Regions from separate parts of the Homo sapiens genome. Here all the other regions are linked to region 1. Evidence: chromatin contacts called from ENCODE Hi-C or POLR2A ChIA-PET data. All regions are on one chromosome and are shown on one strand. The core of a region is the stretch at or near the end of the contact, and the rest is flanking DNA. Distances in the headings are between cores, read along the strand shown.

What was found. Hi-C counts contacts between places; a loop is a spot of excess contacts on that map. ChIA-PET counts read pairs that join two places held with the same protein, here RNA polymerase II (POLR2A). Pooled maps may share reads with other maps.
Region 2: a loop to region 1 is called in a map of ascending aorta, with 2.5 times the contacts of the local background. The contact joins two enhancer-like sites. A Hi-C loop is called at or near these places in 1 of 168 maps with a recorded cell type or tissue (ascending aorta) and 9 of 50 pooled maps. POLR2A ChIA-PET finds 5 or more read pairs at or near these places in 1 of 52 experiments (activated T-cell).
Region 3: a loop to region 1 is called in a map of mammary epithelial cell, with 3 times the contacts of the local background. The contact joins two enhancer-like sites. A Hi-C loop is called at or near these places in 1 of 168 maps with a recorded cell type or tissue (mammary epithelial cell). POLR2A ChIA-PET finds 5 or more read pairs at or near these places in 1 of 52 experiments (activated CD4-positive, alpha-beta T cell).

The regions. Positions count from the first base shown.
Region 1 is chr11:69,129,279-69,133,422 of GRCh38, forward strand. No RefSeq gene overlaps it. Among named protein-coding and RNA genes, the nearest start is that of SMIM38, 25 kb to the right of the region's middle. Within about 2 kb of position 2,478, at least 11 of the 41 ENCODE cell types and tissues checked have a DNase peak (open chromatin) inside an H3K27ac peak, as active enhancers do; they include ascending aorta, where a contact is called at or near this core.
Region 2 is chr11:69,538,363-69,542,506 of GRCh38, forward strand. No RefSeq gene overlaps it. Among named protein-coding and RNA genes, the nearest start is that of LINC01488, 59 kb to the left of the region's middle. RefSeq lists enhancers at 310-970, 989-1,133 and a cis regulatory region at 1,056-1,059. Within about 2 kb of position 1,894, at least 15 of the 41 ENCODE cell types and tissues checked have a DNase peak (open chromatin) inside an H3K27ac peak, as active enhancers do; they include ascending aorta, where a contact is called at or near this core.
Region 3 is chr11:69,461,515-69,465,658 of GRCh38, forward strand. No RefSeq gene overlaps it. Among named protein-coding and RNA genes, the nearest start is that of LINC02747, 16 kb to the right of the region's middle. RefSeq lists enhancers at 1-326, 2,171-2,904. Within about 2 kb of position 2,225, at least 7 of the 41 ENCODE cell types and tissues checked have a DNase peak (open chromatin) inside an H3K27ac peak, as active enhancers do.

The sequences.
Region 1 (4,144 bases), core at 1,228-3,727:
GAGGAAAAGTGGATGAGCCTGGGGACCAGGGAATGGGAAGGGTGACGGGGAGAGGGGAATAGGGAGAGATTGGTAAATGGGTACAAAATTACAGTTGGGCAGAAGGAATGAGCTCTAGTGTTCTATGGCACAGTAGGGGGACTACAGTTAATAATTTATTATATATTTCAAAATAGCTAGAAGAGAAGAATCAGAATGTTCCCAACGTAAAGAAGAGATACATGTTTGCGGCGATGGACATACCAGTCACCTGCTGTGATCGTTACTTGTTGAAATGGGATCATATACATGTATTGAAATATCACATGTGCCCTATGAATATGTACGTTATTATGTGTTAACTAAAAAAAAAATCCCCACAAAATTCACATCCACTTGGAGCCTCAGAATATGACCTTCTTTGGAGATAGGGTCTTTGCAGATGTAGTCAAGTGAAGAGGGGGTAGTTCTGGAGCAGGGTGGGCCCTGACCCCATGGCTGGTATCCTCATAAGAAGAAGAGATCCAGAGACACAGGCCGGGAAGACCATGTGCCGATGGAAGCAGAGGTTGGGGGGATGCGGCCATAAGCCAGGGAACGCCAGGAACCAGCAGAAGCTGGCAGGGGCAAGGAAGGACCCTCCCTGAGAGCCTTCAGCGGACCCAGCCCAGCCGACACCTTGAGTTTGGATTTCTGCCTCCAGAGCTGTGAGAGAATAATTCCCACAATTCTGAGCCACCTGTGGTAATTGGTTATGGCGGGCCCAGGAAATAATACAATGTATAATATTGATCTGTCTCTACTCCGGCATAGTTAGATCAATAGAATTCTTTGCAGGGTGCAGTGGCTTATACCTGCAGTCTCAGCACTTTGGGAGGGCTAGGCAGGTGGATCACATGTGGCCAGGAGTTTGAGACCAGCCTGGGCAGCATAGTGAGACCATCTCTCTACAAAAAATACAAAAATTAGCCAGGTGTGGTGGTGTATGCCTGTGGTCCTGGCTACTAGGGAGGCTGAGATGGGAGAATTGCTTGAACCCTGGGAGGTTCAAGGCCGCAGTGAGCTGAGATTGTGCTGCTGCACTCCAGCCTGGATGACAGAGTAAGACCCTGTCTCAATAATAATAATAATAATAATAAAATAATTTTTTTAAATGGAAGAAGGAATCTAAGTGTTCCTTCAAGGTGATGAACCTTGCCATTCCTGGGTGGGGGCCTTGATGGCGTGATGAGAGTGGGTGTGGGGGTTTGCTAGGTAGGTGGAATCTGCATGTGCAGGGAGGCGGGCCAGGGAAAGAGATGGAGCACTGGAATCAGAATCTTACGTTCCAGTCCTGGCTCTGCCATGTCTGGCTGTGTGGCCTTGAGAGGGAACATGACTTCCATAAGCCTCAGCGGCCGCCTCTGTTAACTCAGGCTCCCCACTGTAGAGGATGCTCCCAGGGAGTCGGGGAGGAAGTGCTATCCGATCCCAGGAAATGCAGCTTGCAGAAGCCCAGGAAATGCAGCTTGCAGAAGCTCAGGAAATGCAGCTTGCAGAAGCCCAGGAAATGCAGCTTGCAGAAGCCCAGGAAATGCAGCTTGCAGAAGCCCAGGAAATGCAGCTTGCAGAAGCTCAGTGGGGGGCCTCGAGGGCTGGCCGGTTCTACTGCCTGCTCAGGGATCGGGGCACCTCATAAATAAGGATATCTGTCTTCTGGAGTTTTCCATCCATGTTTCAAAAGAGCCGAGCCCTCCTTCCTTCAGAGGGTGTCCTCCCCAGCATTGTGTTCCCCTGTGACCGTGTTTCGATGTATTTTATCTATTCCTGACTTTGGAGGCCTGGTGATGTCAGAGGCCTGTTGGCTTGTGGTCCCTGCCGGCTCTTGTCCTGGAGGTCCTCTTAGCATCGTGCTGGTCCTAAACAGAGGCTCAGAAGGCTGTCCCCAACCTCTGCTGTCCCGGAGCCCCTTCCCTCTGGGTGTCTGTGCATCTAGGCCAGGCCTTGCTCGAGGAGGGTGCAGGCAGCCTGGCAGGGGAGCCTCTAGGCATGAGCTGGCCAAGGTCCCTGGCACTGTCCGAGCTGCCCAGGGGTGGCCCGGAAAGGTTCCCAGACTGCGATATCTCGATGGGCCACCGTGTCTTAGCATGGGCCGCCTGGTTTTCCACAGAAGATGTCTGGCCAATCCTAGAGCCACCAAATTTCCAGGCAGTGGGCTGTCCCATGTTCCCAAGAACAACCCTGGGCTGGCTGCCACACGGCTACTAGCTGTGTGTCAGGCCTACGTAGATGTACTTTGCATACACTATCTCCATTAGAGACTGGGGTGTAGATAGGATTGCAATCCACAATTCCCAGATGAGGAAACTGAGGCACAGAGAAGCTGGTAGGTGGCCCAGCCATGATGGGAAGCTAGGGTGGGAAGCGCTGAGGGAGCAGCTCTCCTCCTCAGGTATTCAGACCTGCCTAATGGTGCAAATGCCTCAGCCACATTCCTGCCTCTAGGTGGGGCATCTTGCACGTGTGTTCCCGAGGGCTTTGCCTGCTGGCTGGGAATTCCTGGGCTAAAGAGCTGAGCACTTGCATTTTCTGACTCCCATAACTGTTGGTCAGAACCGAGGTGGGGTGTAGAGGTCCTGAAGCCAGCCCAGAAAGGTCTGGTTTCTGACCCACCCACCAGCTGTTGCCTTTCCCTGCAGACCGGGAAACGCGGTGTGGACTCTCACTGCTTCTCCGGCTTGGAAACGGCGTTCCTGTCTTTGCCTTCTCCCTGGGGCTGGAATCCCTCCTGGACAGGCCTAAGGCATGTCATGGGTCCCCCTCCCTCCCTGCTGTAACCCCAGAGCCCCCATGGGGAACCCGCAGCTTCCATCATCCTCAGGGGCCCAGTGTCCCAGGAGGGGACTGTGGAGAGGTGTTTGTACTCCTGGGTGTGTCTGGGCTGCCACTTGCCCAGGGTCTGGGAGGTGACCTTGTGCCAGATGGGGCTGGAAGCTCCCTGAGGGTAGGGGCGGGGCTTACCCTGGTGCACCTGTGTTGCACGTGGCCTCGGATCTCGTTCCTGTCATGTCTTGGGGTCTTTTCTATTCCCAAGGTTGTCGTAGGAAGGCGTTTGCTGACAAATGAGACCTGGCTCCCTCCAGATTCTGATTCTGTCCCTCTCTTCGTGAGCCTGGATGGGTCGGGCCCCCTGAAGCCTCATGCTTTCCTCCGGAAAACGGGAGGAGGAGGCTGGCTTGCTGATCCCCAAGGTCTCTCTCAGGACAGCCTTAGTGGTTTGGGGGGTGATGCTGCAGTCAGGCCTGGGTGGAAGTCCCAACTCCATTCCAGCCTCCCTGGGTGGCACTGGGTGACCTGGCACCTCCAGACCTCCGTTTACTCATCTGTAAAATGGAGAGAACCCAGGGCCCCCTGGGTACCTGACCACAGGGAATGCAGCTCCTTGGTTGTTCAGCACCATTTCTGCCACGTAAAGAGTGTTGCTCCTCTTCCTTCAATGTCATTACTTTCAATGATGAGGAGAGTGAAGTGATTTTTTTTTTTTTTGGGTGGAGTGTTATTGAGCCATAATTAGCACACAGCAAAAGTGGCTCTTTTTACAGTTTGGTGACTTCTGACAAAGACACAATCGTGCAACGACCACTGTAGTCCAGGCATAGTACAGCGCTGTCTCCCAGAAGTCCCTCAATGCTGCCCCTTGGCCGTCAACGCCTGCCCCCACCCCAGCCCCTAGAAACCAATGACCTGGTTTTTATTCCTGTGGTTTTCCAGCATGTCATAGAAATGGAAGTGTGCATTGTGCAGCTCTCTGCCTGTGACTCTATCACTTGCCATATGCATTTGAGATTCACCCATGTTGTTGTGTGTATCTGTAGATAGTTCCTTTTTACTGTTGAATATTGTGTGACCATTGCACGAAGGCTGGGTTGTATGAATATGCCACAGCTTGCTTTCCCACATACCAGTTAATGGACATTTGAGTTGTTTCCACTTGTGGCTGCTATGAATAAAGCTGCTGCAAACATTTGTATCCGGGTCTTTGGGTGCACATATGTTTTCTTCTGGGCACATGCCAGAAGTGGGATTATCACTGGATTGTATGTTAAGTGTACATTTAACTGTATAAGAAACTGCCAAACTCTTTCCTGACATGGCTGCATCGTGTTACGTTCCCAACAGCAAGGTA
Region 2 (4,144 bases), core at 644-3,143, 410 kb after region 1:
CGCAGGCAGAGTCTGGCTCTGGCACCTCCAGCTGAGCCACCACAGAGGGTCCTCAGCTGTAAAGCAGGGACCCAGGGACCAGCAGCCACAAGGCAGGGTTGCTGGGAGGGGCCATGAGCTGAGCAGCTCCGAGGCTACACCCCAACTGTGTCTGATTAAGTCCTTTCTGTTACTCTTTAGGACTCGCCCCCAACGCCAACCCTCCTGACCTTGTCCCAAGTCTCCCCTGGCTGGTTTCTCACATTGTCCTGGGTCTTGATCACTGACAGTTGACATAGCTGTCCCCCACCCCCAATCATCCTCCCCCAGGACAAGTGACATGTCATAGTCAATGCTGTCTCTCTCCGGCACCCACTCAGTGGAGCCACTCAGGGCCAGTTAATTCAAGGAAGGAAGGAAGGAAGGAAGGGAGGGAGGGAGGGAGGGACGGAGGGAGGAAGGAAGCAATGCCTCTGTTGGAAAGGTACCCAGGCTGCCTTTTCCTCCTGGAGATCAGGGCCTGCAGCAGGGCTGGAGTGGGCAGGAGGAAGCCCTGGCAGGACATGCCCAGCCCCTCTCATGTGGATGGCAGCCATCCAGCAAGAGAATGTGGGCAGAGGAGGTGGATTGGTCAGGGCTCTGCTTCAAGCCAGACTCCTGCCTGTGGGCCAGGCTAGGGGACTGAGGCCTTGGGTGAGGACCTGAGGCTCTGAGCTATGGTGGACCCAAAACCCAGACCTCTGCTTTCGCCAGTAAGCGGAATAGCATCAGGGATGATGGGCCCTGGCTCACAGGCCACCCGCTGCTGAGAACGTGGCGGGGGACCGAGCCAGGGGCTTCAGGCCAGCTGCAGTGAAAGGACGGGAGGGGCAGCCTCCGACTTGCCTGGTGCCAGCACCTGCAGCCCACAGTGCACCGAGCCTTCCCAACCAGGCCCCACCATCAGATCCAGCAGCAGGCCCCTGGATTCCCTGATTTCATCTTTGAGGCCTCCAAAAAGTCACTTTCTCTTTCCTGTCAGGCACCCACTCAACAAAGCCACTCACAGCCAGTTAGTCAGAAGGAAGGAAGGAAAGAGGGAAGGGAAGGGAAGGGAAGGGAAGGAAGAGGGAAGGGAAGGGAGAGGGAAAGAGATGGGAAGGAAAGGAGACTTCTCAGGCCCCAGAATTCTGGAAGGCTCCAAAAACCTGGTTAGACAGTGGCATGAGGAAGCAGCGTGCCCAAGAGTGAGGCAGCATTTGCCACAGCGGGATATAGAAGGGAGAGGTAAGACGGCGTGTGCCGGTGCCCACAGCCTCTCAGCCGCAGGGGACCGAGGGAGCTGTGGCTTCCCTTCATTGCCTACTTTTAGGTTTTGTAACCACGTGAATGCCTCATCCACTGAAAAAATTAAACTTACAAACTTGCCAGAATTTGCCCCTGAGGGCCCGAAGCCCCCCTGGGCGAGGACGCTGCAGCAGTGCATGTGAGTAAGACCCTGTATCTGCAGGGCCACCCCTCTACCACCCATCTCGGCACCCACACCCCCTCAGCACCCCAGGCTCCTCTGCAGAACTGAGGCCCCTCCCCTCCACGGAGGCACTTCCCTGTCTCAGAAGGGAGGAAGTCTCTGCTTGAGTGCCACCTGACTGGAATCTCACAGGAGGAATTGAAAATCAGCGTCACAGGCCCCACTCCTGGCCTCCACCCCAGCCTGGCTTAAAGCAGAAAATCAACACATAGAAGGAGATGGCTATTTTGAGTGCTGGGAGCCAGTTTCTCTCCCTTTTCTCCCTCGTCTTCCTCCCCCTTTCCAAGGGCCTGGCCCCTCCTGGGAAGGCAGGGAAAGGACAAAGACCCTGGGAGAGGGACGCGCCTGCCACTGCCCAGCCTGGGCGGCAGAATGACACAGGCGCTGGAACTCACCCTGGCATTGGCCTGGCAGGAAGGCCCAGCTGCCCGCTGGCCCGGCTCCTCCTGGGCAGCTCCGTGGGAATTCCCTGGGGGCAGAGCGCATTACAGGAAGCGGCCGCTGGGTGCAGGGCGGGCTTCTCTGGTTCCCATAGACCATCCCCTCCCCATGAACTGGAGCAGGCTTCCCGTGCAAGCCCATTTGGCCTGGAAGTAGGAAAAATACCGCTCCTATGGTTCTGTGTTCTGCTGGAGAAAAGTCTCCGGGGCCGGGCCCCACCCCGATCCCCGCTTCTTACCCACCCCACCTACCCTGGCCGTCCCTCCACTTTCTCCTTACTTCCCCCAACTCAACCACACTCCACAGGGTCATGGCTGCTTTCTCTGAGCTGACAATGCTGGTGCCACTGCACACAGGACCACCTTCTGCACCCCTAAAGGGACAATGGCCGGTTGCTGGGCTTGGTGATGGTTCAGGGTCTTGAAAACCTTTTCTCTGCCCGCCCCTGCCCCCACCAACCCACCACAGACTGAGACAGCAATCCCAGGGCCTCCGTGGGAGAGGAGAAGAGCGTCCCAGGACACCACCCACCAGAGCAGCTCAAGCCCCCAAGCCAATCCCTGCCCTGGTTCCACACCCCAGCCCCCACTGAAACCCCGGAGGCAAAGCGTCGCTCTAGCTCTTATTCTTAGCATCGAACTTGCTCCCACTACGGTGGGAATAAGGTACCTGGCGCCGGTGCATGTAACAATGGGCCGGGGGCTCAGGCGGCAGGTTCATTCTGAGAACCCTCCACCTCCTTAAGACATTTCTTGAGGACTTGGGTTTATGATGAGTGAGTCATGGAGCCACATAATTAGAGATAGGAAAGGCAGCTTTGCCAGGGCCTCGACTTGGACCAGAACGTTCTACTTTTAGATTCATGGAACAATCACATCTCACTGGACCTGAGACAAGTGAGGAAACTGAGCCCCAGAGAGGCAACCGGGACTCTCGGTGGAGTACATGGGGAGCAGGGACAAGATGAATGGGGGTCCCACATCTCCAGAGGTCTGGTGATCTGGCTAATACATGGCATCAGAAGTACCAACAGCTGTAGGAAGGGAGGCTGCATCTCCAGCCCCCCAGGAAGGCATGGGACCAGTCCAGTCTGAAGAAGGAGCTGGGGGCAACCCTGAGGGTCAGCTCAGGCCTCAGAGCAGAGGACAGCTGGGATCATGATTGGTTTTTTTCAATCTCAGCCTCAGAGCAATGCTCCAAGAACAGGAACCTAAAGGAAGCCAGGCTACGAGATCTGGCACTTGCATCTGCTCCTGGAAGCCAGCCTGGCCTCTGGAGGCCTGAGAACCTGGTGCCACTGTGAGGACCTCATGCCACTGTGAGGACCTGGTGCCAGTGTGAGGACCTGGTGCCACTGGGCTCTCGCTCTGGGCTTTTCCTTTCAGTTATCAGTCTGCAGTGGAGACTGGTTTCCACTGCCAGGGTGAGGATGTTTGGACACCATGAGAACCCTCTCGAAATTCCAGGGTTTTGAATTTCAAGCTGAGCTGGGTCCCGGTAGTATTCAGGTTCACAGGAAGTTGGCACAAATCAGCCTCCTGCTTATGATGGGCAGTGGGGAGGGGGTCAAGGAAAGCCTCTTAGGAGGTCACAATGACATCTCAGACACCAGCGAGTGCTTGTGACACATACTGCTGAATGAAGTCTGGGTGAATCAGAAACACGAGGCTGCATTTCCCTTGGAATACACTCGGGGTTAATAATTACATGAGAAATCACTTGGCAAATCCATGTGGGGTGTTGCTGAACCCAAAACATTCAAGAAGATGTTTGACTAATCCCATCCCTGGGCATGGCCCATTCTTTCCAAGAGGGCAGGGGATGGCTTTAAACAACTATGGGCCACATGCTTGCAACCCACAAGGCCTGGCTGCTTTCCAAGAGTGTTTCTCTGCCCTTGAACATCTAGGAATCGAGTTCACCTGGGGAGAGGGGATTTTTTTCCCAAGTGATTCTATGGGAATTGATTACCTGATTCTCTGGTTCTAAAACTTCAACAGCATCTACTGGGAAAATGAGGTGGGGGGAACACGGGGCGGGGGACGGGGGGAGGTGAGGTGGGCGATGGCTCCTGGGGGACTTGTTAAGAAATATTTTGGATGATTCAATGACTCTCCGGACTAGAAGCCTTTTGATTTTGATTAACCACGAAAAAAACTCCACCGGCAACAGTGAGATCATTGCGTGAGTGGGGCTGCTTCGTATTGTCATGAG
Region 3 (4,144 bases), core at 975-3,474, 330 kb after region 1:
CCCATTTCTTGAGCCACAGAATCTGTGAGCATAACAAAGGGTGGTTTATGCCACTAAGTTTGGGGTGTTTTGTTATGCAACCAGAGTAAATGGAACAATGTATTTGCAGCAGATTGCCAGAGTCCCAGAGGTGCACACACCCCCCAGGTCACGATTCCCCCACTGGAAAAGGGAATGGGTCCTCAGGGTAAGAAGCCTGGATAGCCACAGGAGAAGGCTGATTCCAGCCCGGAGTGGGAGATGGAAACCTCGCCCTGAGCCGGCCCAGCCCTCCCCAGGCCATCCAAAGGGAGTGACTGTTTTCAGGGGAACAAACCTCACCCACTGTTCTTCTCCCTTGTAGCAACTGGAGTCTGGAAGTACAGAGAAGGAGAAAAGCCCAGCGCATTTCTGAAAAGGGGAAGGAGCATGGCCCTGCAGCTTTCTCTAGATCCTGGTTCTTCAGCATGGATGGAAAAACATCTCATCCAATCAAAATGCAAGCCTTGGCTCCATTCTATGGTGTCTGGCATTTTTCTTCTTCCATTCTCTTCACCCCTGTTTCATTATTTCAGTGTTGTCTGAACCCTTGCTGTTCCCAGTGTGGTTCTCCAACCAGCAACAGTGGCATTGCCTGGGGAGCTGGTTTGAGAGGTAGGATCTGAGGCTAGCTCCAAGTCTGCAGAGTATGAATCTGCAGGATTCCCGGGCACAGAGCTTGAGAAAAGCAGCTCTATGCAGACTCACTGGTGAGTCCAGCTGGCTGGGAGGGCAGAGGGACGCTCAGCCCAGGGGAGGCCAGAGCATGGATAACCCGCACAGTGACAGCATGGCTGCTGTCGATGGGAACGGCACCAGCTCTACACCCACTGGAGGCTGGGGACCATCTGCAGACACTGATGCTGAGGGGCAGCACCTGGCCCAGGGATAGCAGAGAAGGGTCTGTCTCATGTGCAAACCTGGTTGCCGGGTGTTGGCCAGGGTTGCTGGGCTGAGGATGATTTGGGAGGGAGAGTCTAGACGCTGGAGGAAAGAACTCTGTCATCAATTAGCTGTGTCTGCCGGCGCATGAGAGGGGAGTGGCGCCTTGTGGGTGTTATTTGCTCTCCTTGCCTAGAATGTGCAGAATTGCTTTTGTGCCATTTAAACTTTCTTTCCTCCCCTCCTTCCTGCTAGAAGATTTTCCAAGAGACGTTGCCATTTGTGAGCCCATCACTGCACGTGCCAGTCACCCATCAACCTTCCCTGGGTTCATGTGGACAGGACGAACGTGGGACCCGTAGTGTCTGGCCTGGACCCGGCCCCAGACATCCATGGCCACACCAGTTGCTCAAGAGCCAAAGAATCTTCCAAGCCAGCAGTGTGGGGCCCCAGCCCGTGCGATTCACTGCTGTGCTCATTCCTGACAGCATGCTTTCCGCAGCCTCTGCTGTATGGTCCAGCAGCAAGGTACCCAGGTCTCGATATGTCTGGTTCCAGTTTCTTTTCTGAAAACCAAAACAGCTGTGTGTCTTGGATCTGAGGACACTGCACAATTCCTCTTATCCCCAAATACCTGCTTCCCCATGGGACATCCCAGTCCCTCAGAAGGGGCTGCTGAATAGCTTGCAGAACCCCTTAGCTCAGACCTTCTCCCCCACCCGAAAGCCGGGCAAGGAAAGCTGTTCCCATTTACAGATGAGGAAATTGAGGTTCTGAGAGGCGAGGGGAGCTGTAGATCACATGAGCACCCAGAGGCAAAGCTGGGATGGACGAGTGGGGGAAGCCATGGCCCCGTGTCCTGCACATGGGCTGAGTGCCCCATGGGGCACCTCTCTGAGTTCACCCGCACCGAATGCCAGCCGGTGGGGCTGGGCACAGGCACCGTGGCTGGTGGGAAACCTCCCCAGTTCCTTCTAAGGAGCATGCTGGACCCACACCCTCCCACAGAAGCTTTTCTGGAAACAAGCCTGATGACCTCAGCACATTTTTTCCAAACACACCCTTCCTCCCTCTCCCAAAATCTCAGTGACTTTGGACCATTTCCCTAAGGATTGGCTAAGGCAGGGCTGAGGGCCTTCTCAGGGGACTCCCTCCTTGAGCAGCCCTGCAGCCCCCATCCCACCCCAGCCACCGTCCTGGCCTGCTTAGCTGGGATCTTCAACAGAAAAACCACAAATAATTGAGCTGTTTAGGAGAACATCAGTCTGGGTTTCCATGGCAACAACCTCTGGAGCCAGCTGCCCCGACAGCTAACAGCTCAGGGCCAGGCCAGCCTGCCTCCAGTTCAGTGGCGGACCCGGGTCCACGCTGGCTTCTGGGGTTCCAGACTAGGAGCCTGGTCCTCCACAACAGAGGTCAGGCTGGGCACCAGGAGGGGAAGCCTAGAGGGCTGAAGCCAGAAACCCCCAGAGCCATCCCCCCGCCCCAAATCATCACACACAGGCCAGCTGCTGGGGGCCGGCACAGCTTCAAGGCTTCACTTCTTCCCTTCTGGCCTCAGCCTCACCCTCCTGCAGGGCCAGTCCCACTCCCCCCAGCAGGGCAGGTGGGGAAACAGAGGCCCCGCAGGGATCTGTGGCTGGCCCCGGCACACAGCAGGCGCCTGGTTCCCGAGACCATTCTGCAATTTGTCTCAGCCTGTGGCTATTCCCACTCCTGGAGTACAGACAACCCCAGGGGCCTCTGCCTGCCCAGCCTCTAAGGAGCAGAGAGTCTTCTGCCCCTGCAGAATCCTAAGGGTAGCAGAGGCTGCGCTGGTTCCCTGGGCTTTATCTGCCCTTTCTTGTTCTCTCCCCATAAAAAGCCTACTCTCTTTACCCATTTTGTTTATGAGAAAAGGAAGGCACGGAGAGGGCAAGGAAGTCACCCGGAGTCACACAGCTCCTAAGCAGCAGGGCCCGGGTGGAGCCAGGACAGTTCATAACCTGTGCCATCTGGGAGCATCATCAATCCCACCACACCTGGGGTTGCCAGGCTGCCCACAGTCCCCCACCCAGCATAGAACCGACTTTTGAGGGACACAGCCTCTTGGAGACTCTGAAGCCGCTCAGCAGACAACTCCCTGGTGCCCCACAGGGCTCATGCCCTGTGCCTGGGACCCCACCCGGGGGGTACAGAGAGAAATAAGAGTGGGCTGCTACCAACCTGAACCTTGCCATTGGGTGGAAGGGAGAGTTTTGTGGACCAACTGCCACTAAGCCATGAAACAACATAGGTGTGGCTCTACCTGGCAGCAAGTCTCACCAGGAAAGGTTTCCGAAAGAGGGAGGACTGGGGAGAGGGCAGGGTGAAGTCCTCCATGTGATGGGACCAGGAGCCCACAGACCACCGGGAGGCCCAGCCAGGGGCTGTGGGAGATGGAGCTGTGCTGGAGCCACTGCTGAGTGGGTGATGGGTGGGGCCGGAGCAGCGCCGTATGCAAAGAGAGAGGAGCTAACAACTCTGCAACCAAAGAGCAACTAGAGAAAAGAAGCCTGTCTTTTATTTGTGGATTTGTGACTTTACGTACCTACTTTGTCACAAAAAGAAGATTCTAGGAGGCTTACAAAATTACAAAAATGCACACAATACAATGTGATTTTTAGTAGGTGAGGAAAACATAAGATGAAGCAGAAGTCAAAATATATGCCCTAAGTCCTCAATGTGTACTGTGTGATGTAGTAGTAAAATTGACTCTGAGTTCCCCGGCAGCCAATGTGAAAAGGAAAACACACCCTGCCTTTGAATTTACAAGGAGCATGGGATAAAACTAACAAGCTGCTGGGAGACACTGGGCTACAGCTACTTCTGAAAAAGAAGAGGAACTTCTTATCAGGATCATGTTGACAGTGTCAGCATGAATAGCAACTGGACAGTGTCCCAGCACACACACAGGGATGCCTCTGGCCCATTTTAATCATAGCATCCCTGGGGACAAGAGGTTGGCTCAGGCCCCCTGCAAGGGATAAGCTGAGGTAGAGGGGCCTGCAGCTGTCTGGTGGCTGCGCCTGAAGAGGCTTGAGCACAGCTTCGAGGGTGAGGCATAGTGGAATCCAAACCTTGCAACTCCCATGGGGATGGGGACTTTGCAGAATCCCACAAGATTCTGCAAAGTCCCCGTCCCCCGCTCCTGCCCTCCTTCCAGTTGGAACTAAGTTACAGAAGCACCCACTTGGAGCCTGGTGCTCAGACTTGGCTGCAAGCT